Regions from separate parts of the Homo sapiens genome. Here regions 1, 3, 4 and 5 are each linked to region 2. The links are chromatin contacts, found by Hi-C or POLR2A ChIA-PET in ENCODE. All regions are on one chromosome and are shown on one strand. Each heading gives the region's core, a stretch centred on a gene start or an enhancer-like site at or near the end of the contact. The rest is flanking DNA. Distances are from core to core; before and after follow the strand shown. Region 1 holds the start of WDR12 (WD repeat domain 12). Region 2 holds the start of TRAK2 (trafficking kinesin protein 2). Region 3 holds the start of NBEAL1 (neurobeachin like 1). Region 4 holds the start of C2orf69 (chromosome 2 open reading frame 69). Region 5 holds the start of CYP20A1 (cytochrome P450 family 20 subfamily A member 1).

Region 1 (5,315 bases), core at 2,450-4,949, 1.5 Mb before region 2:
GTGAGATGAGATCATGCCACTGCATTCCAGCCTGGGCAACAGAGCAAGACTCCACCTCAACCAGTACAGTGGCTCACGCCTGTAATCCCAGCACTTTTGAAGGCCGAGGTGGGAAGATCACAAGGTCAGGGGATCGAGACCATCCCGGCCAACATGGTGAAACCCCTTCTCTACTAAAATACAAAAAATTAGCCGGGCATGGTGGCAGGCACCTGTAGTCCCAGCTACTCGGGAAGCTGAGGCAGGAGAATCGCTTCAACCTGGAAGGCGGAGGTTGCAGTGAGCTAAGATAGCGCCACTGCACTCCAGCCTCGCGACAGAGGGAGACTCTGAAAAAAAACAAAAAACCAAAAACAAAACAACAAACACCACCACCACCACCAAAAAACCCTCCAACTCAAAAAATAAAAAAATAAAAAAAAGCACTTTTTAATTTTCAGGGAAAAAAAATCTAAGGCTGGTGTTCACAATGTCAATTTTATTTATGGTTTATTCTCACTATAAGCTTCCCTGCAATCCATTTCTACCCATGTTTTACTCTGCACAAACTTTTTACCTTTTTGCTCTGATTTTTTGTTTGTTTTTTTTTTTTGAGATGGAGTTTCACTCTTTTTGCCCAGGCTGGAGTGAAGTGGCGTGATCTTGGCTTACTGCAAACTCCACCTTCCAGGTTCAAGCAATTCTCCTGCCTCAGCCTCCCCAGTAGCTCGGATTATAGGCACCCCCCACCATGCCTGGCCAATTTTTGTATTTTTAGCAGAGACGGGGTTTCACCATGTTGGCCAGGCTGGTCTCAAACTCCTGACCTCAGGTGCTCCACCCGCCTCAGCCACCCAAAATGCTGGGATTAGGCTGCTCTTTGAGAGCTTTACAAATTTATTTAATCCTTACAATGACTCTGAGGTAGATCTTCTTGTCTCTGTTTGTAGATAAGAAAACTGGAACTGTCAAGAAACTTGCTTAAGATCACAGAGTGCATTAGGCTTGGATCCATAATCAAATTGGAAAAAAAGAAAAACACAAAGAACAATTAAGACTCCAAAGCCCTAATGCATAGTCTTTGTATCCTATCACACTGTGGCATTATATATATAAAACAAAAAACTTTATAATAAAGAGAAATGTATTTTCCAAACTGTGGTTCTCCAGATAACAATGTGTCTCCATGAGGACCATATAGTAAATACATCCCATAAAAAATGATTACCAACCAAAAGCTTGCAATTAATGTTCCAACTAAAGAAAAAGACTCAAAGTAAAAGCATCAGCTATCCTAGGTACTGTTTGGAGGCAACACCAAACACGACACATAAATCATTGTTGAAAAAAACCGTAAAACATAATGCTGGGTATTTAGTTATGTTGAATGCTAAAACTAATCTTTCCTTAACTAAAGGTCTCCGTCAAATGAAAAGTGTATTTTAGTCAAGTCAGGATTTCTGTTTTGCAAACTGAAAGTCTTATATTATTAAGCATATATTCAGGTTATTTTCCTGATCATAATTTTCAAATCAAATTAAGATCAAACTCTACTGTCAGGTACTGTATATTCTCATTTTGATAAATTTCAAATTAATGATAAAAATGTATTAACCTGCTGGTCAATTATACATTTTATAAATATATTTTAACCAATGACATATTACCAGTAAGTACAGATTCAACGGCAAGATTTCATTAAGAAAGTGTTTCAAGCTTCAGATGCCCAAGACTTATTTAATGTGTAAATCCTCACCACTACAATAACCACATGGTTAAACGATCACCACTTCCATTAGCAAGCTCAAGCCTAATAAGTGATCTCCTGGGACTTCAGCACAGAGGTTTTCTAATTTTATTCCTCCACTCAATGTGGCTATTCTCCCTTATCTATTCACGCTGGCAAAGCTTCTAGTTAAACTGGAATTAGTAACTATTTGATGATAATAATTAACATATACTGAGTGCTTCCGATGCCGCAGTTAATTCTTATAGTTGATAAAAGTGTGGCACAAAAAGGTTAATCAAGTAGCAGAGGCAGGATTTGAACCCAGGAATTCTGGTTCCAGGGCCCGGATTCGGAGCTACAAAGGTGAGTAAACTGAAAAGAGTCCTACTTTTATTGTCATTGCTCTCTAATAAAAATTATTTTTTCTTCCAATTGTTTAAATCTCTTCTCATTCTCTATTTAAATATTAGGCGTTCATTTAAACATTAGGCGTCTACCTTACAGTAGGACATCTTTAAACAACGTAAAAAAGGAAAGCTTTGTCTTCACCTGCACACATACCGGTCTGCCCATAAATTTTGCAATCCAGTTCTGCCTGATTCTAAACTGCTTGTCTCTTGAAGCGAATGCCTTAAAAAGTGACATTGGGATCAGGATAGTTATCTCCATCCATCCTCCCTCAGAAAAACAACTATATTAGAGTAATTCTTGGGACCATTGAGAACAATACACAGGCCTTTGGGTAACTTCAAGACAAAAAAGGCAAAAAGTCGGGGAGAAGGTGTGGGAGGATGATTTTCCCCTTCTAAACGTAAGGTATAAAAGGGCTCAGAAAGCGGAAAAAGAACCCTAAAAAGCAAGGTGCGGGACGGCGTGAGGGACCACACATTGGGCGCTCCGCCCAAGGGGTCCGGCTCCTTCTCCGCGGCGATGGCGCGTCCTTGGGCTCAGCAACCCTCCTGAAGACACCTAACCTCCTCCTTCTCCAGCCTGCCCCTCTGGGGCCTGCGAGCCCCGTCCCGGGCCGGGGGTCGGAAGCCGTGCCATGTGGGACCCCGAAAAGGCCCCCAAGCTTGGCGCGGAAGGCGCCGCCAGTGACCGGCTGCGGCTGGGGGCGGAGGCCGGCAGTTGCTCGGAGCTCCGGCGGGTCAGGAGGTGACGGGAGGAGGAGGAGGCAGGAGGAAGACGGGGGGTTGGGAGGTAGCGTCCGGTAGGTCTGCGCAGACAGCGCTGCCAGACCTCTGACTCCCCCAGTCCTGCCGCCGCCGATAGCCCCACAAGGCGACATGGGAAGTCCGCCGGAGCAGAGGGGAGAAAATTCAAAACGAGTCTACTCAACCTCGTCTTGGCTCCGAGGCCCCGCCATGGAGACCAGCATAATGCGCAGGCGCGCCCCACCGGGAGCGCGCAGAGCAGTCCCACGACAGTAGGACCACTATCGGCCACCGTCGACCGTTTCCTCTCTCATCCGTTCTTTTCTTTGTATTTCCGCCTCTCGCCTCTCTCTAAAAGCCGCAGTTAGAGGCGAGATTTAGGAAAAACCTCTGCCGAGTGAGCCTCTGGTTGGGAATATGTATGAGAAAAAAAAACTGGCAAGGCGTTAGTCAAGCAAAGCTGAAGGCAGAGGAAATTTGATATCTGGCTGGAGTCTAGAGGATTTAATGCAAATAAGATACTCTGAGGGCAGCGTGGCAAAAAAAGACTACAATTCCCGGTGGTCACAGCGTTTGAGAAGCGATGCTTTCTGAGACTTGTAGTAACTAGGAGCTGTGTTTGAACTATCCAGGCTCAGGACAGCCTCTTGAAAAAAAATTTTTTATTAATAAAGCGGATTTGAGTGGGATCTTTTTCCTAATCGATTACGGGCCCACACGTATGGGAAGAATTCTAACAATGATTAAAGGGACATGCTACCTTTACGACTATCCTTTTCTAATCGATGACTCCTAAATCTAGGAGTAGGTAGTCGATGTTTGTGGTCTGGGCGTCTGTAGAAGGGCAACCTCGTGCTTTCTGCAGAGGAGACCGGAGGGCAGAAGGCAGAGTCCAGGCTTAGACTGCAGTTCCTCGCTTACCTGTGCAGTCTAATTTTGAGCTGCCTCTTTGTAGTCTTAAAAGGCAGGAGCTTCGTGTTGTGGGTCTGCTAACCCGTACGTTTCCGTGGGCAAGTCGTGTGTACTCCTCGCCATGGCTCAGCTCCAAACACGCTTCTACACTGATAACAAGAAGTAAGTAAGCGTTCCAGCCTTCTCTCCCTTCCCCAGGTTCCTTTCCGACCACCCCTTTGGTATGACCTTGTGGATCCCTGGTTGTTTCTGCTGTCACCCCCACCCTTTTTTCTGAGATTACCTGCTTTCTAACCAGCTTCGTAGGTTCTATATAATTTGAATTGTGAGTGTGGAGGAGGCTGAAGGGCTTCAGGTTTGCTTTCTGAATGAAACATTTTATATGTGTAATTTAAAAATGAACAGTGGGCCTTGTTATAGGGTGTCTGCTAGTGGTGGTTCACAGTTTTTGAAAACGGAAAAAAAGTTTTTGAAAATGAAAAAACATATTTACCATTTATGTATATCTATATAGATATATAAACATTTTAACCAGTGGTCTCAAGGTCTGTTAGCACTCATTCGAAAACTAATTATATGCTGCCTTGTGGTATATATTGCATTGTTAGCTTTCTTTGTGTTTGCCTGGTCTCTTCCAACTATATTGGAAGTCTCTTGAGGGCAGGGACTATATATTAATTAAGCTTCTTGGATTGGCTGAGTCAACAAAAAATGTCAAATTTTTCAGTGAAAATGATAATATTTGTCGTGTTAATAAGCTAAAGTTAGCCATAAACTAGGAAACTCCCACCTGAGTTACATCTGTGGTTTTGTTTGTAGCTTTATGAGGAGAGCTAGTAAATCATCTTCTCTCCCCTTGTGTTGTTGCTGAAAGTATACATAAATCGTATTATCAATGCACCTGAGTATATGTACTTACTTACATACATTGCCTTAATACTTCTCTAGGAATGTGGTGATGCATTAACATAACCACTGTGTTTTTTAATTGAAAGTAGGTTTTTTTGTTTTTCTTAAAATAAAATTTTTTGAAATATGTGGGGCTTTTTTTTGTTTGTTTGGTTTGGTTTTTTTGGAGACAGAGTCTCACTCTGTTGCCCAGGCTGGACTGCAGTGGTGGGATCTTGGCTCACTGTAACCTCTGTCTCCCGGGTTCAAACAATCTTCCCGCCTCAGCCTCCAGAGTAGCTGGAATTACAGGCATGTGCCACCAAGCCTGGCTAATTTTTGTATTTTTAGTAGAGACAGGAATTTGTCTTGGTGGCCATGCTGGTCTCGAACTCCTGGCCTCAAGTGATCCGCCCACCTCGGTCTCCCAAAGTCCTGGAATTACAGGCATGACCCACTGCGTCCAGCCTTGAGATAATTGTTGATTCACATGAAGTTGTAAGAGATAATAGGCCACTGTGTTTTAACCCCTGAAATGAATGGATACATGTCATATGTGTGTGTGTGAATTTAGGCCCTCCAAAAGGTAAAAAAATGTAGAAATTAAAATTCTTTGCCGAGTGCTGTGGCTCATGTCTGTAATCCCAACAGTC
Region 2 (5,066 bases), core at 1,414-3,913:
TGGGTTCAGAGCATCCCTTTACATCTAACCAACATCATCTCTTTCATCTAAATTGTGCTTCATTATTTCAACTCCCCAAATTTGATGAACCCATCTACAAATATGTGAGCAGGATGAGAAAGGGAAGATTTTGTAAACCATAAAAACCATAAAGCAATATCCAATTTTATTGCTAAAGAAAGAGGTGAATTTATTCAGGATGTTCACTATGAACCAAAGGTAGAGATTGGGAGGAAGACGGACCTGAAAGGCTGTGATCATTTAGCCACCTACCATTCATTACCGTCAATTTAAAGCACTGGAGTTTGCTGTGCTGCAAAAGGAGGAAAGCAATGCCTGCCCTGCCAACCTTCCAGGGTGAATGAAATCAAATGAGTTACATCTCAAAGTGCCCCTAATTAGCAAACACTGTATCAGCTTGAACTATGCTTTGAAAGGTACACTCAAATGTACTGATGGCAGTACAAAACTATAAGGTTTATTTGGAAAGCAGGTTGTCAAATGTTTCAATAACCATGAAAATATTCATACTTTTTGACCCAGTAAAATTCCCCGGAGTGATCTATTCTAAGGAGATATCCAAGTAAATGAAGAAACTACACATCATAGTCAATACACTGTTAATCTGTTAACAGCCAAGTAATCATTACACAAGTGTTTAATGAGTGGTTACCATGGGTCAGGCACTGTGGACACCCGCTGGTAATCAGGGCAGACAAGACCCTGGCCACTTGTAGCTGACCTTCCCACAAGCAGAAGGGTTATGGATGTCATGATTAACCAAATTTTCTGGTTATCATGATTTTGTATCCTGCTTTTTTCACTCAATGTCAGCAAGTTGTTACTGATTTTGTCTTAATAATGTGAAACTCCATTACGTTGTCTATTTTTTTCTCTTTTTCAGAAAAGCTCAGAAGAAACAGACACAATCTGGTAAGAATTGTTAGTAATAAAAGGGTTGTCCCTATGGGGTGGTTTAATCTCAGAGATTTTTGCCTTAGATACACCAGACTATTAAGAGATAATTTTACAAGACATTTTGAGGTCAAGGCAGCAGCTGCACCCAGCAAAGGGGTGGGGGTGGGGGATTTGCTGTTATTATAATTTTCTCCGGCATGCTCTTTCACGAGATATGAATATAAACCCTTTCTTAAAAAAAAGTCATATTTAAGAGACTTATATTTCGTATTCACAAGTACATCAGTGCAGTCCCTTACACTTGTATCCAAAACGCTAATTACGATAAAGCTTTATAAGTAATTTCAGTTTGTTCCATAATAGAATGGTTCATGTGAAGACTTTGATCTGAAAGATTAACACTTTCTGTAGAAACCAAAGGGCGCATCTTCTAGAACACGGGTTTTGAGTTAATTTAGGCATTCAACAGAGGCCACTGTTACAGGGAATGCAAAAATGACCCGATGTAACTCTTTGTTGAGCTTTAAAATTACTGTAATTTTCAAAGTGATCTTGGGAACCCATAAAATCTTAACAAAGATCATAGCGACGCACAGTTCAGGAGAATTTTCCAAGCTTAGTGACTCATGCGTTCAACAAATCTTTACTGAGCGCCTACTGGGTGCCAGGCACCGTGCTAAGCAGGCGCCGTGTTACACATCCGTATCAAGTTTTGGGGAAAAGGTACTTGACAAAGACCCAGCAGGGAAAAACACAGCGTTGAATTGAAAAACCGAAGACAAAACGACACTCGAGTATTTAATTTTGTAAAAGGTTCCTTCCTAGTCCTGCTATGGGGGACTTTGCAGCGAACTTGCAGAAGGCGGCAGATAGAGCTGGGGTCTGAGGGTGTCTTCGATATGGCAACTCCCCAAGCCCGAGAGCGCGGCCAAAGGTGAGGGGTGCGGGGAGAGGGCGCCCGGGCGGCCTGGGCCCCGCGCACCTGGCACGGCCGGCACGGCCAACCCGGCAGGCACCACTGGGCGGGCTGCGAACCCGCGGCCCGGGCCCCGCTGAGCCCGAGCTGCACTGGCGCAGTGGCTGCTCGCCACCTCGGGCCGCATTCTTGCCACGGCTCCCGCCAGCCGCCGGTGCTCGGGCTGGAGGTGGGCTAGCGCGTTCTGGCCTCTGGCTTCCCGGGCGTGCGCGGACCAAGGCTCACTCCCTCACACGTCCCCCACCGGCCCCGACACCTTCCCTTCCCGGGCCTGCCTCCCGTCTTTACCCTAGCGGCGACCACGGCCAGCGACTCTCTTCAGGCTGCCAGCGGTGCGGACAGGGGCGGGCGCCAGAGCCCTGCTCGCGGAGGGGCGAGGCGAGCGCTCTAGGCCCGCTCCCGGCGCGGGGCGCGGGAGGGCGGCGAGGCCGCGACCGGGGCCGTGGGCTTGGAACTCTGCACCAGTCCCAGGCTACCCGCTGGGAACGCATTCGCCCCACCCGCGCCGGGGTCGCGGCCCCGCCTCCCTCCCCGGGGCTGGGCAGCGAGAAGGCGGGGCCTTCGAGCTTGAGGCGGGGCGGGCAGGAAACTACAATTCCCAGCAGGTCTTGCGCTGGGGCCGTGGAGGCCGCTGGGAGAGTGGCTCTCCTTTGGCTTCCCCAATTGTGTGGGGGCTGCCATTGACCCGGTGTCGCCGCAGAACCGAGGTCGCCGAGTGATGATGTTGTGAAGTCGCCCGCCTGTCCCTGCCACGCCCGGGCGGTTGCTGGCAGTGGGAGCAGCGGCAGCAGCTTCGGCTGCTGCTTTCAGGCTGCCGCTGCATTAGGGGCTTCCTGAGGAAGCGCGGGCGGACGACAGAGGATGCCGAACCACTCCAGTGAGTAAGCTGTCCGCGCAGAACCCGAACTTGCCCTTGACAACTTCCCCGGAAAGCGGAGGGACCTCCTCGTCCCAAGGTCCTCCGGTACCCGGAGGTCACGCGCGGACGTCGGAGCCGGAGGCTGGGTGCTGGAGGGCTGGGTCCGGGTCCCGCGGTGAGGCGTGGGTTGTTTCCTAAGTGTGGGTGCAAAGTAATGGGCGCTAGGCGCTGGCGTCGGTATTCAGCCCAGCTGCACATCTGAGGCTTGGCAGCTTCTCATAGCGCCTTATCCTCTGCCATACAGCATCCATCTGGAGCCCTGTCTTTTAGGATGAGTGGCTTTAGGGTCGGGCATTAAACCTTAAGCTTCAGTCGCCATCTGTGATGTAAGTGGGAGGAGAGGGTATTGGAAAGAGCTCTTTCTGGGTCAAATAGAGTTGGGCTTTTCTTGCAATTGATTTTGAGCCAGATGCCACATATCTTGAAAAAGAAAAACGGCTGACTTTAGTTTGAAGCGTAAATAATAGATATTCGCACATGTCCTTTTTAGTAGCAGCCCAAAAATTGAATTTCAACTTAAAAAAAAATCTGCGTCATAATAATAGGGATGTTACTTGCTCTTGCTCATGCACCTTTTGCTTAGACCTGCTGTTTCTACGTCAGAAAAAAAAAAAAAAAAGGTAACTTCACAGGATATTCATCAAGTTGATGGAATGGACCATAGGAACAAAAGGAACACTTTCAGTTCTTGGTCTCCGTAAATCTTCCCGACCTTTAGATCTTTGCTGTTGACTTGGAAGTCTGAGGTACAGTAGTCTCCAAATAGCAGGTTAATGGTGGTGACATGACACTTAAAAACAAATTGTGAAGGACATTTGGAGGTGAGAAAGGTCAGGGATGAAGACATTTTATCATCCTAGCAGTTATTCCAACTTTCTTTTCTTTTTTTTTTTTAAGACAGAGTCTCGCTCTGTCGCCAGGCTGGAGTGCAGTGGGGTGATCTCGGCTCACTGCAACCTCCGCCTCCCGGATTCAAGCGATTCTCCTGCCTCAGCCTGCAGAGTAGCTGGGACTACAGGCGCGCACCACCACGCCCAGCTAATTTTTGTGTTTTTAGTAGAGATGGGGTTTCACCATGTTGGCCAGGATGGTCTCGATCTCTTGACCTCATGATCCACCCGCTTTGGCCTCCCAAAGTGCTGGGATTACAGACGTGAGCCGCCACACCCAGCTCCAGTTTTCTATTTTTAAAATTAAGTAATGTCCAGCAAGTCTCAGACATTTAGCAAGCACATACCATGTGAAAGACAGTGTTTTGTTATCTTACACACTTATTCATATGATGGAAGAGGTTTGTTAGAAAGAACCAACATTTGGCCGGGCGCTGTGGCTCACTCCTGTAATCCCAGCACTTTGGGAGGCCAAGGAGGACAGATCTCCTGAGGTGGAGAGTTCAAGAACAGCCTGACCAACATGGAGAAACCCGTCTCTACTGAAAGGAAATACACCAGCCTGGCCAATATGGTGAAACCCCGTCTCTACTAAAAATACAGAAATTAGCCGGGCGTGGTGGCACGCGCCTGTAGTCCCAGCTACTCGGAGGCTAAGGCAGAAGAATTGCTTGAACCCGGAGGCAGAGGTTGCAGTGAGCCAAGATTGCACCCCTGCACTCCAGCCTGGGCAACAGCGAGACTCCATCTCAAAAAAAAAAAAAAATTAGCCAGGCATGGTGGCACATGCCTGCAGTCCCAGCTACTGAGGAGGCTGAGGCAGGAGAATCGCTTGAACCCAGGAGGCGGAGGTTGCGGTGAGCCAAGATCGAGCCATTGCACTCCAGTCTGGGCAACAAGAGTGAAACTCAGTCTCAAAAAAAAAAAAAAAAAAAAAGAACCAACATTTTAGTATTTGCAATCTGCCAGGCACCCCAGGTGGGAGCTCTTCATACTTTAGCTCACTTAATCACTTTAACAAACCTATCACACTAATCTGAGGCTCAAAGACTTGCTTATGTAACAAGGGGAGATTTAAATCTAGATCTGCCTTGCTTCCAAGTCACAGATCAGGTAACTAATACGTACTTCAGAAATTATAGACTTTAAAGGTTGAGTGGTTAAAGAGGATTGTCTAGTGTTATTGTCTAAGACTGGTTCCAACACACACCTTGGACATCTGGAATAAGTCCTGAACCCCTGCTTTAGTACTTTTGAACAAACTGATTCTCTCTGCCTACAATTCCCATTTCTTACTGAACTGCTCAGTAAGACCCGAAAAGCCCATTCCAAATCCATCTCACTTATGTAAGAAATTATAAGA
Region 3 (5,188 bases), core at 1,425-3,924, 1.6 Mb before region 2:
GGATTCCTTTTTTATTGGAAGCGTCTATTTTTAAAAAGACATTTCTGGTATTAAATTATGCAAGACTAAAAGCTATTTTAAAAATTCATATTAAGCATTTCAAAGTGTATGTCCTTTAGCAATTATAATATATATCAAACCAGGAAGTCAAAGAAAATTCCAGTGTAATCTCTAAATTTAATATGACAGATAAATGAGACCACTGTTAAATAATAATCTGCCTTTTAAGGAGCATGAAAGGATAATGCAGAAACAGAAGCTGTGACTTGAGAATTTCACCACACATACTTAAATTAACTCAAATAGTACATTAGGGGTGTTTCTCTGACCCTTGCCAGTATCTTCAAAGTAATAATGTACCTCCTCACTTGAAAAACATGTTTTTAAGGAGTACTCTTCTCAATAACCTAAAATCAAAGCTATCAAGTAAAAATTCACATAAAGACAAGGAGGGGAAAGAACATTATTTCTGAGTGACAAAAATATTAAGGAGTAAAAATGGATAAAAGTACGCACTTGAGTCAGGTAGTACTGTGTTTCTCGGCTACTCAGTACTCCTGTAACCCTTGCATCAGTTTTCCCATCAGTAAAAGGGGATGATCACAATATTCACCTCACAGTATTGTAGTGAGAAGGAAATGAGACAATGCTCAAAGAGTGCTAACTTAGTGGCAGTCACACAGCACGCAGTTCAATCAATAACCTTGTGATGCAATTTCAAAGGTTCATTCCAAGAAAAATGCTTAATGCCCTTCTCATAAAAATGTCTCTATCCTACACTCACTTGTGGGAGAAAATGAAAAGCACAAACAAAAATAAAAATATTTTATTTTTCTCTTAAGGGCATAATTTTACTTATATAATTTTAGGATCATTTGGGGATAAGTATCAAATAAAAGCCGCACCCTACAGTTTTTAACAGTATGCCAATATTGTATGTGTGTTCAAACCTGAAAAAGAGGAAAACAGAAAATCCTTTAAACGCTTTTAAGTTTGGGGTTATTCATTATGACTAAATACACTATTATCTATTAAATAAAGTGTTACTACTGCCAGTCACAAATTTTATAATAAAGTATTTTAAAACATAAAAATAAAAAGGAAAGCAATTACCTTTGTACAATAAAGCATCCAAAGTTCAAAGAGCCTCTCTCTGGATGCCATTCTGGCTTTCACTCTGGCACTTTAAGTTTTCCTTAAAAAAATTATGTTCAAGACTACAGCATGTCCATTTTATTTTCCAAGTTTTTCAGCCGTTCAGTAAAGCTCATAGCAGTAAAGAAAGCAAAAAGAAGTGAAACAAATGGACTGTCCTCTGGTTAAAAACAAAAAGGCAATTTCAGCAGTCACTCCAATATATCTTCATCAGTGGTAGTTGGGCAATTAAATAAATCTGTGAAAGAGAAAAACATCCACAGGTTAGAAAAAGAGGCCATACTAAAAAATCTAGACTTATCAAAAACTAAAGATGTATCTTCTTCACTTCCCACAAACAACCCGCTATACTTTCACATGGACTGATTAGATTTCATAGAAACTTGTGTTTCAGGAAAACATCACAGCTAACACAGTATGTCCACCATAGAATCCTCTAGGGCAGACAGACTCCTAGAGATGGGTACATGTTCATAACCAAGAATGCGTCCAGTGAGAATAAGGAGCAAGACTCCCTTCCCACTCATACCTTTTGTACAGATACAAGGAAAAGGCCCACATCTCAGACATTTCAAATACATCAAAGCTCTTAGAATGTTCTTGTTCTGGTCTCCTCTTCAAAGTTGTTGGGGCCAGGCGCGGTGGCTCACGCCTGTAATCCCAGCACTTTGGGAGGCCCAAGTGCGTGAATCACCTGAGGTCAGGAGTTCGAGACCAGCCTGGCCAACACAGTGAACCCCTGTCTCTACTAAAGAAATACAAAAAATTAGCCGGGCGTGGTGGCGGGCACCTGTAATCCCAGCTACTCAGGAGGCTGAGGCAGGAGAATTGCTTGAACCCGGGAGGCAGAGGCTGCAGTGAGCCCAGATCACGCCACTGCACTCCAGTCTGGGCGACAGAGCAAGACTCCGTCTGGGGTGGGGTGGGGGTGGAGTAGTTGGGACTGTTTGCTGTGTTGCAGGGCAGGGCGTGGGGGCGGGGGAGGAATTCCCAGTTCGTTTGTTCTAACAATCCTCGGAGAGTGGAAGTCCACCCGCCCACCTGGCCTCTCCACCTTTCCATCCAAGAGAAGTGGGCACGCACACACCGGCGAGGAACTTCCCAAAGAAGCATCCAAGTGTTTGGGGGAATCTTTTAATTTCCTCCTCACATCCCAAGACAACCCAAACAGAGGCAAACTTAAGGTGTGCCGAGCTGCCAAGAGAAGCTCTAGAACTGAGGAATGCGGACTCGGCGTCTCCCGACCGCGATCCCAGCCTGCACTACAGTATCGGAACACTCCCTGACAGCCTAGCCCACTCAAAGCCGCCCCTCACTCTGCAGCCCCTCCACCACCAAGCACCGGGGCCCTCCCATTTCTTGCCATGCCGCCCCCTCTTCCCAACGGCCCGCTCCCCATCACCGGGCTCACATTGTGTGCCGCGCGGCAGCCGCCGCCCGGCAGCCGTCTAACTGCTTCCCTCGACCCCTTCCCAAGGCGAAGCCCCGTGTCACCCCGCAGCCAGGCAGACGAGCGGGCGGGACATGGGGGCGGGGCGAGAGGCCGGGAGGAGCAGGGGGCGGGGCTGCCCCCTGGGCTAATCATTTCGGCCGCTGAGGATTTACCCAGCCGTTGGGCGGCAGCTGTTCAATGGTCGCGTAGGCTGGGGATGGGCGGGGTGACCTGAAGCCCCGCCCCAGCATACCTGCGCAGCCGCAGTCGACAGGCTCTGGCTGCCCATCCCTTGGCGGGCGCCGGCCGCGGCACTGAAACGAGCCTTCCCTCAGCTGGACATGGAGGAGGGCTGACGTGCTGACGTCTACGCCCGCCCCGCTTTTCGCTGATGGCGTCATTTCCGTGAGTCATCTGAGGGCGTGAGACCCTACGGTGTTAAAGGGGATTTTGTTTCACTTATTTGTAGAACCGGGATTGGTTCTGGGAATTTAGAGTAATGTAAAAAGACAAAACACACACAGACACCCCCCAAAAACTCCTCTTTTCCTTTTGTGCCTGCTTTCGTCGTCACCGAGTGTCATATCCAAAGGGCTTATTTTACCACCACTAAAGACTTCGAAAGGGTTTTTCTTTTTCAGAAAAGAAGCAAAAGGCTTTACTAACTATAGACAACTTTCAGAGAGATTTGGTTTTTGTATAAGGAAAGAAAAACGCGTAAGATAACTCACCTTTGTTAAACATTTCCACAACTTTTTATTGTGAAAGATTTCAAGTATATTCTAAAGTAAACTAGTATAACGAAACCCTGTATACCGTCACCCAACTTCAAAAATGATCAACTAATGTCCCATCTTGTTTCATTTGTAACAAGGATCCACAAATTGCCTGTGAAGAGCCAGAGACGAGGCGCAGTGGCTATCGCCTGTAATTCCAGAATTTTGGGAGGTCTAGGCGGGCGAATCCCTTGAACCCAGGAGATCAGCCTGGGCAACAGAATGAGACCCTGTCTCTGCAAAAGAAATTTTAATTAGCTTGGCGTGGTGGTGCACGCCTGTAGTTCCAGCTACTTAGAAGCTAAGGTGGGAGAATCGCTTGAACCTGGGAGTGAAGGTTGCAGTGAGCTCCGATGGCGCCACTGTACTCCAGCCTGGGCGACAGAGCGAGACACTGTCTCAAAAAATAAAAATAAAATAAAAAGAGCCAGACAATAAATGTTATAGGCTTTGCAGTCCATTCTGGTTGCAACTTGCTTAACGAAAATCAAAAGAACAATATTTTGAGATGTGAAAATTAGACGAAATTCAAATTCAAGTTTCAGTGTCCTAAAATTTTAGTGGAACACAACCATGCCCATTCCTTTAGTATTGCCTATAGCTGCTTTCACTCTACCATGGCAGAATTGAGAGTAGTTGCTTGCAAATTACACCTTCAATTTTTTATCCTGAAATTACATTTTACATTCAGCATTTCTCCTTGGTTGTCCATTAGGCATGTGAAATTTATATGTCAAAATTTTGGGGGGAAAATATGCTTTTCCTTTGGGATACCCTATTTTAGTACTTAGCAACTCTATTCTTGTACTTGCTCAGTACAAGAACCTAGGAAGTGTGCTTGCTGTCTTCCTCATGTACTTCACTTCCAATCTAATCTTTTCAGCTATATCTCCAAAATATACCTAACCATCTCTCCACACTTTCTTCCTTAAATGGATGGTGGTATAGTAGTAGTAACCACTATCTTTATTTCTTTTCCCTTTTTTTTTTTTAAATTAGAGGCAGGGGCTTCGTATGTCGCCCAGGCTGGTCTCGAACTCCTTGGCTCAAGGGAGCCTCCTGCCTCGGCCTTCTGAAGTGCTGGGACTCCAGGCGTCAGCCATTGCACCTAGCCGTGGCTACTGTCTTTAAAATGGTTTAAGTTATACAAAATACTTTCTAGTTTATTGTAATAGCCTTCCAACTTGTTTCCCTGACTCTGCCCGTGACTCTACCCCAAATCCGTGGATTATTCTCAACATAGCAAACACAGAGATCTTTTAACATGGAAGTAAGATGTCACTTCTCTGCTAAAAAGCCTCCAATGGCTTCCCATTCCACTTTAAAAGGCCTGCAAGGACCTACTTCATTTTCCTCCAACATTTTCCTCTCTGACTTCTCTAACTATTCTGGCCTTTCTTACCTTACTTGAGACATGACTTCTTTGCTGCTTTTCAAAGGCACAAAGCACACTCCAGCCTCAGGGATTTTCACATGCTAACCCTTCTACCTGGACATCTCTTTCCCCAGATGTCTGCACAAAATCTTTTTCTTTTTTTTTTTTGTTTTGAGACAGAGTCTCACTCTGTCACCTAGGCTGGAGTGCAGTGGTGTGATCTCGGCTCACTGCAACCTCCACCTCCCAGGTTCAAGCAATTCTCCTGCTTCAGCCTCCTGAGTAGCTGGGATTACAGGCGCCCACCACCACGCCTGGCTAATTTTTGTATTTTTAGTAGAGATGGGGTTTCACCATGTTGGCCAGGCTGGTCTCAAACTCCTGACCTCAGGTGATCTACCAGCCTTGGCCTCCCAAAGTGCTGGGATTACAGGTGTGAGCCACTGTGCC
Region 4 (5,694 bases), core at 1,003-3,502, 1.5 Mb after region 2:
TATATATTATATAGTATATTTTATATATAGTATAATATATATTTTATATAATATAATATATATTTTATATAATATATATTTTATATAATAGAATATATATTTTATATAATATATATTTTATATAATAGAATATATATTATATATAATATATGTTATTATATATAATATATATCATAATAGAATATATTATATATAATATATATTATAATAGAATATATATTATATATAATATATATTATAATAGAATATATATTATATAATAGAATATATATTCTATAGAATATATTTTATATAATATATATTATATATATTATAATATATATTATATATAATATATTATATATTATATATAATATATATAATTTTATATATAATATATATATAAAATAATATATATTATTTTCTTTTGCCCTCAAAATAACTGGTTTAGTTGACTGCTAATAAAAACTGGAAAAAAAAAGAGAATATCTATATCTATATCTATATATCTATATCTATATCTTAATCATTATCTGACTCAGAGCACAGTTTCTAAGTATGTCATTTTAAGGCACCAATTTTGAAAATAAACTAATGTAGTTTCATAGTATAAGAAACACATGTAGGCCGGGCGCGGTGGCTCACACCTATAATCCCAGCACTTTCAGAGGCCAAGGTGGGCAGATCACTTGAAGTCAGAAGTTCGAGACCAGCCTGTCCAACATGGTGGAACCCCATCTCTACTAAAAATACAAAAATTAGCTCAGTGTGGTAGCGCATGCCTGTAATCCCAGCTACTCGGGAGGCTGAGGCACGAGAATCACTTGAGCCCGGGAGGCGGAGGTTGCAGTGAGTCGAGACTGCGCCACTGCACTCCAGCCTGGGCAACTAAGCAAGACTCCGTCTCAAAAAAACAAAAAAGAGAAACATACCTAGCTATAGTCTAGCTTTACCTGTCTAGAACTTTCTATGATGATGGATTATTTTCTATGATAATGCTATATATCTGTGCTGTCCAATACAGCACACGCAAGCCATCTGTAGCTACTGAGCACTTGAAATGCAGCTAATATGAATAACTGGATTTTTAGTTTTATTTAATTTTAATTAATTCAGATAGCCATATATGGCTAATGGCTACCATATTAGATAATGCAACGTTAGATTAAGACCCAGTTTTCAGGGCAACATAACCACGGATATTTACCTGCAGCTATAAAATAATAAACATAACATGCAAAAGCAAAAGTACAAAAGAGGTGAGCATCAAAACATTGACATGCTTAATAATTATTGTCCCTTTTCTTCCACCCATCCCCACTCTTTTTTAGGGTTACTGGATGTCATACCTTTGTAATGTTTGTTTGGTTTTTAATTACTGCCACCGTTTTCTAAACACTACGTGCTAACTTAATTTGAAAGCCATCGCTCTGTCCCCTGCCCAACACACACACACGGTCCTCTGAGAAACCAAATTATAGAATAAATATACAAGATGCGTGTCACTCCCTGTCTCAAATTCCGCCTCTTGGAAACCTGGACCGACAGCTGGCTCTTTCGAGATCGTAGCCCTCGTCGGACACCTTCCCCATGGGGTTCTATGGACAAAGGGCGCCAAGGGCGTGGAAGGCACGGTTTTGGATTTCGTGGAGTAGAGGAAGAGCCACCCTCAGTGAATGTGTGGGTGTGTTCAGGCAAGGAAAGGAACCAGGCAGCAGCCACGAGGGAAGAATCAGTGACCGCGTACGTATACACGAGAGGAAGGAACAGATACCCAGGCAGGCCCCGAGTTACCTGCACATCCCCAGGGAAATAGAGGACGTGATGCTGGGGCGGCGGCTGCGGCTCCTCCTTCGCTGGGTCCCCGGGGAGGTCCTGCCGCTCCAGTCCCTCCCCGGCCGCCGCCAACAGGAGCAATTCGTTGCTGCGCTGCGGATCGGCTCCAGGCACGGTGGAAAGCTGCAGGCACTGACGGCGGCGCACCTCGGCCGAGAGGGAGCATCGCGCGCCGCCGCTGCCGCCCGGGTTCATGGTTCTGGCCTGAGAGCAGGACGAGGCGTTTCCGATTCCGAGCTGCGGCAGCAGGAGCAGCAACGGCGGCGACCGCAGGAGCCTGAACCCCCACATGGGTCGCCGCCGCGAGAGCGGTTCGGAGGTGGAGGGTGGCGGAGGGGTTCCTGAGGGAGGGACTTCAGCAGGCGGCTCAGCCGGCGGCTCAACGGTCGGCGGCCGCGGCCCGGCCGGGAGCCGGCGCTGAGGCGACGACGTCAGAGGCCGACGTCCGCGCGCAGCGTGCGTAAGGAAAGGAAGGGAGGGGTGTGGGCGAAATCGGTCTTGGGATCCCGGAGAAGACGGTGGGCGTGGCTTGAGGAAGGGCGTTTGTGATTGGTGGGTTCTGCCGCGGCCGGGAAGTTCGAACAGAAGTCTGGGGAAGAGCCGGCGAAGAGCAAAGAGATAATACAGTACTCCCAGCTATAGCAAGCGGCAGTTATGGAGCATGCGCAGCAGCAGGGGCGGCCGCAGGTCGCCGTTCAATAATACGTAATGTATAGACTTTTGAGTATACGAAGCTCCCTGTTTCTCTAGGTTCACCTGAGATTTATCTGGTCTTTCAGGGCTTAAAAGGGAGACATTCCCAAAGAAGATTCCGTGGGAAGTCTCCTACAAGCCCCGAAGGAAGGGAATCTCTCTCCTCATACCTTGAGTTTCCTGAGTACAATTATTATAGATATACGAAGATCTCTGTGCTCATGGAGAATTTGTGGTTAGATATGAAGCTAATTCATCTCTGTTTGGGAACAGGGTACATGATCTAGGACAGGAAAAAAACGGGGCGAGGCAGTACGCTTTACTTGGTGTTTTGCTATTTGGAGGTTTTCAAAAACTAAACAGTGTAGGAAAGTCATGTGTGTCCAGCAACTATCTGTGGCCAGTTGAGTAGGAATAAGATTTGGCGAAATGTATGCTCAGGCCTGTACTCCCAGCACTGTGGGAGGCCGAGGCGGAGGATCACTTGAGTCCAGCAGTTTGAAACCAGCCTGGGCAACATAGGGAGGCCTTGTCTCTACTAAATTTTTTTTTTTAATTAGCCGGGCGTGGTGGTGCATGCCTATAGTCCAAGCTACTGGGAGGGCTGAGATGGGAGATTGGATCGCTTGAGCCCAGGAGTTGTATGCTGCAATGAGTTGTGATCCCACCACTGCACTCCAGCCTGGGCAACAGAAGCAGACCCTGTCTCAAAAAATAAACCAAAAACAAACAAAACAGGGAAATGTGTGCGAGCGAGGATGAGATCCAAGTACTTGTGAGACAAAGCACTGTAAAGAGAATAATTAATGAAAATTACAAAAAACTACAGCCAACATTTGTTGAGGGTTTACTATAGGCCAGAAATCTAAGCACTTTATATATAATTGTTCGGAGTTTATATATGTGTATTTAAGCACACATACTGTTTTCTTTGGTCTACATATGCAAATAATAACAAATGGCTTGGAGTAGGAACATAAATGAGCAAATGATAAAATATGATTTATATATATGTATAGACTTGGTGACTTAGTATGCTAACCTACTCTGGTCTAAATTGTTGCATTCCATCTGACATCAAAATATTGTTATCAATCAAAAATTATTCAATTAATTACTAAGGAAATCTGCCGCTTTCTAAAATAACTGGTTAAAAACAAGTAGAGGTTAGTTATACAATAATTAGTATATAATGACATTTAGGCAACCTGACGTCACTCTGTTTTGCCAATTGCAAACATGTTACTTTCCATTGTTAGATAGAGGATTGCTGAAATGTTATCTAAAAGTCCAAACATGTACATGAATTGCAAATGCAGCTTTTGATTTGTGGTCTTGTTTTTAGCTTGACCTTATAATGAAATCTATTTTTATTTTTAAGTTTATTTTTTTAAGACAAGATCTTGCTTTGTCACCCAGGCTGGAGTGCAGTGGCACAATCTCGGCTCACTGCAATCTCTGCCCCCCAGATTCAAGCGATTCACTTGCCTCAGCCTCCCTAGTAGCTGAGATCACAGGCATGTGCCACCACGCCCGGCTAATTTTTGTATTTTTTTAATAGAGACAGGGTTTCTCCATGTTGACCATGCTGGTTGCGAACTCCTTACTTCAGGTGATCTACCCGCCTCGGCCTCCCAAAGTGCTGGGATTACAGGCAGGAGCCACCATGCCCTGCCTTAATGAAATCTATTCTTATTGAAGAGAGTGGAGAATGTGTTTTATAAGGAAAATTGTAGCAAATATTAAATGCCACAAAGTTGTCTCAGTATCGCTAAGATAATTAAGGTCTTTGAGAAATACAAGTAAGAATTTAAAGAGTAGAGTAAAGAAACAGACTAAAGTAAGCACAAATGTTTCCTTACAGTCAAGGGATTTGTACAGCCCTGTAGGAGACACCTCCAGAGAAAGTAACAGCTCTCAATTGATTAGCTGAGGTATGTATGTCATTTATGGCAAGTCATTGCCGTTGCAATTCCTTCTCACAGGTCCCCTTGATATTACTGTAATACCTGTTTTCTGTCTCCATCCCCTCTGTCTTCTAGGAGACCGATTTTGTAAATCACTACTTTTCTAACAACACTGGCACAGATGGCCAAGCATTCTCCCTTTTCTCAGAGCTGGTTTTCCATCCCGGAAAGAGGTCTTACATATACAAAGTTACTCTAATCAGTTGTGTGAGTTTTCTCTTCTCTAACTGATAGGGTTCTGCACAGGGATTATATTAATGCTTATAGTGTCCAAAAGGCTATAGCTCACCTCTGGACTCTTGAGAGTTCTCAAGGGATCCTGCTGAGCTCTCAGACCTTTTTAATGCTATTCAATATAATAGAAAAGTTGCAAAATTGGAAGGAATCTGAGAAAGGCTAATTTACAATGGAAAGGACAGCATTAAAAGGCACAAACTCCAATATCTACAGGGGCCAGGTCTATATTATAAATAGTAAAATTGGCCACAAATAAACAATAGGGAATGTAAACACTGGCAAACTAGAGAGATGTCATATTTGAAGAAGGCAGTCACTATTCACTGCTAGCCAGTTGTAAAATGAAGGCAACATTTTGCCAAACCTTCAAACTTGTTAAGAGATTTCTCGACACAAATCAGATACAGATTTTTATGTTTCATTTGCCAACTTGTAAATGTTGACAACTAATTAAATTTGCTTGTAAAACACCGTATTAAATTAAATGCACACATAGGCCATATTTGGCCTAGGGGCCACAAATGTGCAGCTTCTCTACTGAAAGGTGAAATGGGTGGATACAGGAAGGCAGGAGATGGGGGAAAAAAATAGACAAGACAAAAAAGTCCGGGCACAGTGGCTCACACCTGTAATCTCAGCACTTTGGGAGGCCGAGGCAGGCGGATCACTTGAGGTCAGGAGTTCGAGACCAGCCTGGCCAACATGGTGAAACCCTGTCTCTACTAAAAATACAAAAATTAGCCAAACATGGTGGTGGGCACCTGTAATCCCAGCTACTCGGGAGGCTGAGGCAGGAGAATCACTTGAACCCGGGAGGCGGAGGTTGCAGTGAGCCAAAATTGAGCCACTGAACTCTATCCTGGGCAACACCGTAAGAGTCTGTCTTTAAAAAAAAAAAAAAAAAAGCGGGGGGGTGGGGGTGGGCGAGCAGCAAAAGCCCTTAAATGTGGCTTTCTGTGAGCAGTTGAGAGGGAGAGGAGTG
Region 5 (5,043 bases), core at 1,397-3,896, 1.8 Mb before region 2:
ATAAAGATTACCAATGTTATCAAATTATTAGGCCTTAACTTAAAATATCTGCAGCATTTGACTTAGCTGATTATCCTCTTCTGCTTAAAACATCTGGCTTCCTTCTATTTGTGTGGCTGCTCCTTCTCAGTCTCCTTTGCTGGCTCTTCTTTCTCTCCTCAACCATTAACATTGGAGAATCCAGGGAATGGTCCCTGGGACCTCTTCTCTCCTGTATCTAAATTGTCTGGGAGATAGCAACCAGTTCTCCTCGCTTTAAATACCATCTATACATTGATAGCTCCCAAATGTGTATCTTCAGCCTGGACTTTTCCCATAAACTCAAGACATATATTCAGTTACTCCTCAACATCTCCACTTGAATGTCTAACAGGCATCTCAAACCTAGCCCACCCAAAACCAACTCCTAATCTCTATAAATCCCCACTACCTCCCACCAAAACAAAACTAAAGAACAACCACCACCAGCAAAACCCCTGATCTTCCCTGGAATTAATCTATCCTTCCAGATACCAGGCTAAAAATAACTGGTGTTTTCCTTGATGCCTCTCTTTCACATTTCACATCCAATCCACTGGGAAATCCCATTGGCACTATCTTCACAATTGACTAGTTCTCATTATCTGTGCCACTACTACCATGATCCAAGCTGAAATGATAATATCCTCCTAATTACTTGGCTTGCTTCCATCCTTACCTGGAGACCCATGTCAATTCATGACTTAGCAACCACAATGATTCTTTTAAAATTTATCTAATAAAATTAAATTTGAATTCTATCCAATTTCAAATGGCATTCATCTGCTGAAATCCTCCAGTGGCACACAGCAAAAGTCCATTAAAAAAGCCTTACAAGTCATTTAAAATTTGTCCTTCACTCCCATCTTTCTGACTTTCTCTCCTCTGGTATCTTCCTCATTTACTACACTCTAACCACACTGGTCCCCTTGCTTTCCAGGAACACACCAGGCGTGTCTCCCTCTGAAGGTTTGCATTTGCTGCTCCCTCGACCCAGAATGCTCTTTCTCAGAATGGCTTGCACCTTCACCTTCTTCGCGTTTCTACTCAAATGTCTCCGTATCTCCTGGCCATCCTACTTTAAAATAACAATCTACCTATCCCCAACTTTATTTCTACCCACAATCCTATGTTATTTGTTTCTATTGTCTGTTCCCCTTCTCTAGGAAATAAATTCCAAGAGTCAGGAATTTTCTGTCCGGTTTGTTTCACGGCTGGATTCCCAGCACGTGGAACCATATCTGGCACATAGCTAGTGCTAAGAATAAACAGTGTGCTTCTATGAGCTGATCAAAGAAGAGTATCATTTTAAAATCACCAAAAATTCAAGAACCACTAAAATTGTTTAGTTTCTCAGAAAATAAGATTTCAGGAAGTCCCTGATTGTGTAGTTGCAAGATTCTAGTCTAATCCATTTACCTGCTCGGAAAAGAACATTTAAGAAGGTGTATGGTCAATTCCAGCAGTTCAGCTACTTTTCAACTTTCACTGTAAAACCACCACCTTGCTTTGTAGAACAGGTGTTTTTTGTTTGTTTGTTTGTTTGTTTTGAGATAAGAGTCTGGCTCTGTCGCCAGGCTGCAGTGCAGTGGTGCGATCTTGGCTCACTGCAAGCTCCGCCTCCCAGGTTCAAGCGATTCTCCTGCCTCAGCCTCCTGAGTAGCTGGGATTACAGGCGCCCGCCACCACAGCCAGCTAATGTTTGTATTTTTAGTAGAGACGGTGTGTCACCATGTTGGCCAGGATGGTCTCGATATCCTGACCTCGTGATCCGCCCGCCTCAGCCTCCCAAAGTGTGTAGAACAGGTTTTAAAGACGGTCCTCAGTCATCAACACTTTTGTTTTCAGACCCTCCCTCTCTCGCTGACGGAGGCAAGTGGAGAGAGGAGGACCGGAGGCTCGCAGAGGCGTCAGCGGCAGAGGAAACCTCGCACCCGAACCCGCAGCGCGGCGCTCTCCCCAAAGAAGCATTTGCCTGGAGCCCCTAAGAGGAGCAAGACCTGGACCTCGAGCACTTTGGATTCCAGTCAGGATAGATCGATGGACAGATGGAAAAGAGGAATACACAAGTGCTGGGAGAATCCTCAAGAAAGGAGAAAGGAGTGGCGCGCCCAGGAGTCTCGTCCTGACACACTGGGAAATGAAATTTGGGTTTGGCGAGTTATGGCCAAAAAGCTGCCCAAAGTACTTGAGAGCCGCCTTGGAGAGTGGCGCGGGGTGCCTGGCAAGGTGAGACCGGCCTGCGGGGGCGCGGGCTTTTCCTCAGCAGCTCTACGCCCGCCTGGCCCGGCGCCTGAGGGGTAGCGACGCAGCCCACGTCGCTCTCAGAGCTTGCCGGGAGGGGCGTCACGTGACTCCGGGTGCGGTCCCCGCGCTGAAGCTCTGGAGCGAACCCGAACCCTCCTCTCAGGCCCGCCCCCTGCGGCCCGCAGCGGGCAGGTTGGCCTGGATGCCGGCGACAGAGAGACTGGGGCGGCGCCCGGGGCCCCAGAGAGCCAAGACGGCGCTCACCGGATAGAGGTAGAGCACGGCTCCCACCAACGCCAGCAAGAAGGTAACGGCGAAGATCGCGAAGTCCAACATGGTTCTGCCGCCCAGGGAGCCACGTCTCGGATCGGCCGCTCCAGCAGCAGCGCCTCAGCCTGGCCCAATTTAAGGCATAGCGTGTGGGCGGGGGCACCCCGCGGGACCCGGAAACCAACGGGCCGCTGGGGGCGTGACCGAGGCCTGCGGCCGGCGCCAGAGGAAAGAGCAATGGATCGCCGAGGAGCCGGGGCGCGGGTTCCTGAGCGCAGCAGGCCGAGGCTGAGGCCGCCTAGCGCCAGCCTCCACCGCAAGGCGGGGATTTCGGTGCACACGATTTCAGACAGAATATGCCCGCGACTTCGGACCGGGTTGCTGGCGAAAGCAGAGCCCAGCTTTCTGAGAAAAGTTAGGAGTTAGTAGTGCTCTGTCCGCCCAACAGTTTTCGCAATGGATTCAGAATTAAAACCTCTAAACCGATGATTTTCGAAGAGTGGTCCCGGTACCAGCTGCATCAACGTCGCCCGGGAGCTCGTTAGAGATTCAGATTATCGATGCCGGGCGCGGTGGCTCCACCTGTAATCCCAGCACCTTGGGAGGCTGAAGCGGGAGGATCGCTTGAGCCCAGGAGTTTGAGACCAGCGTGGGCAACATAGTGAGACCCCAGTCTCTACAAAAAAAAAAAAAAAAAAAAAAAAAAAATTAGCCTACAGTGGTGGCGCTTGCCTGTGGCCCCAGCTGCTCCGGAGGCTGAGGCTGGAGGATCACTTTAGCCGGGGAGGCAGAGGCTACAGTGAGCCGAGATGGCACGACTGCACTCCAGCCTGGGCGACAGGGCGAGACCCTGTCTCAAAAACAAAACAAAACAAAACAAAAGGAAAACAAAATAAAAAGATTCTCGATCCCAAACTAGACCTACTGAATCAAACACTCGGGGTGGGCAGGGGTAGGGGGCGCGTACAACAATCTGTTTGAACAGAGCCCTCCCGGGGACACTGTTACACACTTAAATTTGAGTGAAAACCACCACTGATCTAAGCGGGACAGGGAAGTGTCTGGGAGTAAAACAAGAGTAGATACGCCTTGTTTCGCAGAATTTCTGTCTGAAGTACTAGTAAATGTGATTCTTTGACACTTTCTGGTGAGCGGAGGCTGCACACTGTTCAGGTTTCCTTGCTCTGTTAACTCTGACTTTCGGTAAATTGCTTCAGTTTTCTAAGCTTCCATTTCCTTCTATGTAAAAAAGTGAAAATAATACCACATGGAGTTGCCTGTAGGTTAAATTACATATTTTATGAAAATCACTTAGCACAGCTCCTGGCAAAACCGAATAAGTGCTATCTACGTCAGCATTTGGCGTTTGTTGCCCTGGGCATAAAATACCCTAGGACCCCTCTTTCTATTTCGCCTGGCTCAGAAGTTTTGACGTGGCTACTGAAATACAAGACAAGGCCTGCTACTTACTAGTGCTGCTTTTAGTGAAAGTGTGCTAAAAGTATTTATAGATTTTATAGCTTTAATAATATAAAATGTCAAGAACAGGCAGCAATTTGGCAAGAGAAATTCCAGATTGCATTTTACAGCTTCTATGATAAATGACTGTTACATAAGCAGGAAACATACCTCATTGAAAATGGCAACTCTTTTGGCATCTATAGCAAATATAATGAAACATGCTGTTTAATATTTCACTTGGCAGAAATTGTATTTTTAAGTCTTTCTCTGCATATAAATGTGCTTTAAACTGTCGTATGTTCAAAGTTCATTTTTAAGTCTCTTGTTCAGAATTTTAAAGATATTTCTTGTCAAACTGATGTTCCCAATAGGTTTTCAAAACAGTAAATGTAAGAGTTTTTTGTTTGTTTGTTTTGTTTGTTTGTTTTTGAGACGTAGTCTCCCTCTGTAGCCCAGGCTAGAGTGCAGTGACGGGATCTCGGCTCACTGCAACCTCCGCCTCCCAGGTTCAAGCAATTCTCCTGCCTCACCCTCCCGAGTAGCTGGGATTACAGGCACGCGCCACCATGCCCAGCTAATTTTTGTATTTTTAGTAGAGATGGGTTTCACCATGTTGGCCAGGCTGGTCTTTAACTCCTGACCTCGTGATTCGCCCCTCTGGGCCTCCCAAAGTGCTGAGATTACAAGCGTGAACCACCCCGCCCGGCCAAACATAAGAGTTTTAACTGCATAAGGTAGCCATATAACCGTAATCTTAGGTACCGTAATCTTAGGTACCAATCCTTCAAGATATCTAGAATTCTCTTTTAGTCCTAAATTGACCTACATCCTGAGACTCTCTGAACTTTGAGGGCTGTAAAAAAGAGACAAAAATTCCAGAAATTGTCAGGGCACCATATTTTATAGTGTGAGTCTCTAAACTAGACATCTACCTCCTCTTCCTGTGTTCCTAAAACGTTTTGCCCAGATACTCCCTAAAAGCATATATAAATAATATATATATAATATATATATACACATACACACATATATATCTTTTCACACATT

Evidence for each region. Hi-C counts contacts between places; a loop is a spot of excess contacts on that map. ChIA-PET counts read pairs that join two places held with the same protein, here RNA polymerase II (POLR2A). Pooled maps may share reads with other maps.
Region 1: a map of CD4-positive, alpha-beta memory T cell shows a loop between it and region 2 (10-fold over the local background). The contact joins the promoter of WDR12 here to the promoter of TRAK2 in region 2. A Hi-C loop is called at or near these places in 1 of 168 maps with a recorded cell type or tissue (CD4-positive, alpha-beta memory T cell), 2 of 37 single-sample maps with no recorded cell type and 10 of 50 pooled maps.
Region 3: a loop to region 2 is called in a map of CD4-positive, alpha-beta T cell, with 5 times the contacts of the local background. The contact joins the promoter of NBEAL1 here to the promoter of TRAK2 in region 2. A Hi-C loop is called at or near these places in 2 of 168 maps with a recorded cell type or tissue (CD4-positive, alpha-beta T cell and CD8-positive, alpha-beta T cell) and 9 of 50 pooled maps. POLR2A ChIA-PET finds 5 or more read pairs at or near these places in 1 of 52 experiments (B cell).
Region 4: a map of B cell shows a loop between it and region 2 (35-fold over the local background). The contact joins the promoter of C2orf69 here to the promoter of TRAK2 in region 2. A Hi-C loop is called at or near these places in 2 of 168 maps with a recorded cell type or tissue (B cell and CD8-positive, alpha-beta T cell) and 13 of 50 pooled maps.
Region 5: a loop to region 2 is called in a map of natural killer cell, with 14 times the contacts of the local background. The contact joins the promoter of CYP20A1 here to the promoter of TRAK2 in region 2. A Hi-C loop is called at or near these places in 3 of 168 maps with a recorded cell type or tissue (B cell, CD8-positive, alpha-beta T cell and natural killer cell) and 10 of 50 pooled maps. POLR2A ChIA-PET finds 5 or more read pairs at or near these places in 1 of 52 experiments (activated CD8-positive, alpha-beta T cell).

Annotation. Positions count from the first base shown.
Region 1 is chr2:202,910,057-202,915,371 of GRCh38, reverse strand. It overlaps WDR12 (WD repeat domain 12), which reads left to right and starts at 3,699. Exons shown (of 13, transcript NM_018256.4): 1 at 3,699-3,936. The coding sequence starts at 3,896. It overlaps CARF (calcium responsive transcription factor), which reads right to left and starts at 3,097. Exons shown (of 17, transcript NM_024744.17): 1 at 2,270-3,097. RefSeq lists enhancers at 2,817-2,866, 2,967-3,166, 3,207-3,356, 3,367-3,516.
Region 2 is chr2:201,449,055-201,454,120 of GRCh38, reverse strand. TRAK2 (trafficking kinesin protein 2) reads left to right here and starts at 2,663. Exons shown (of 16, transcript NM_015049.3): 1 at 2,663-2,771. It overlaps STRADB (STE20 related adaptor beta), which reads right to left and starts at 2,381. Exons shown (of 12, transcript NM_018571.6): 1 at 2,183-2,381. RefSeq lists a silencer at 1,811-2,490 and enhancers at 2,521-3,050, 2,454-3,308.
Region 3 is chr2:203,012,361-203,017,548 of GRCh38, reverse strand. NBEAL1 (neurobeachin like 1) reads right to left here and starts at 2,674. Exons shown (of 56, transcript NM_001378026.1): 1 at 2,567-2,674; 2 at 1,114-1,393. The coding sequence starts at 1,164. RefSeq lists a silencer at 2,573-2,802 and an enhancer at 2,441-2,994.
Region 4 is chr2:199,907,851-199,913,544 of GRCh38, reverse strand. C2orf69 (chromosome 2 open reading frame 69) reads right to left here and starts at 2,252. Exons shown (of 2, transcript NM_153689.6): 1 at 1,774-2,252. The coding sequence starts at 2,106. LOC101927687 (a long non-coding RNA gene) reads left to right here and starts at 2,399. Exons shown (of 4, transcript XR_923766.4): 1 at 2,399-2,520; 2 at 4,373-4,442. RefSeq lists an enhancer at 1,931-2,120.
Region 5 is chr2:203,236,621-203,241,663 of GRCh38, reverse strand. CYP20A1 (cytochrome P450 family 20 subfamily A member 1) reads right to left here and starts at 2,646. Exons shown (of 13, transcript NM_177538.3): 1 at 2,530-2,646. The coding sequence starts at 2,601. RefSeq lists enhancers at 1,926-2,215, 2,039-2,610, 2,896-2,945 and a silencer at 2,616-2,825.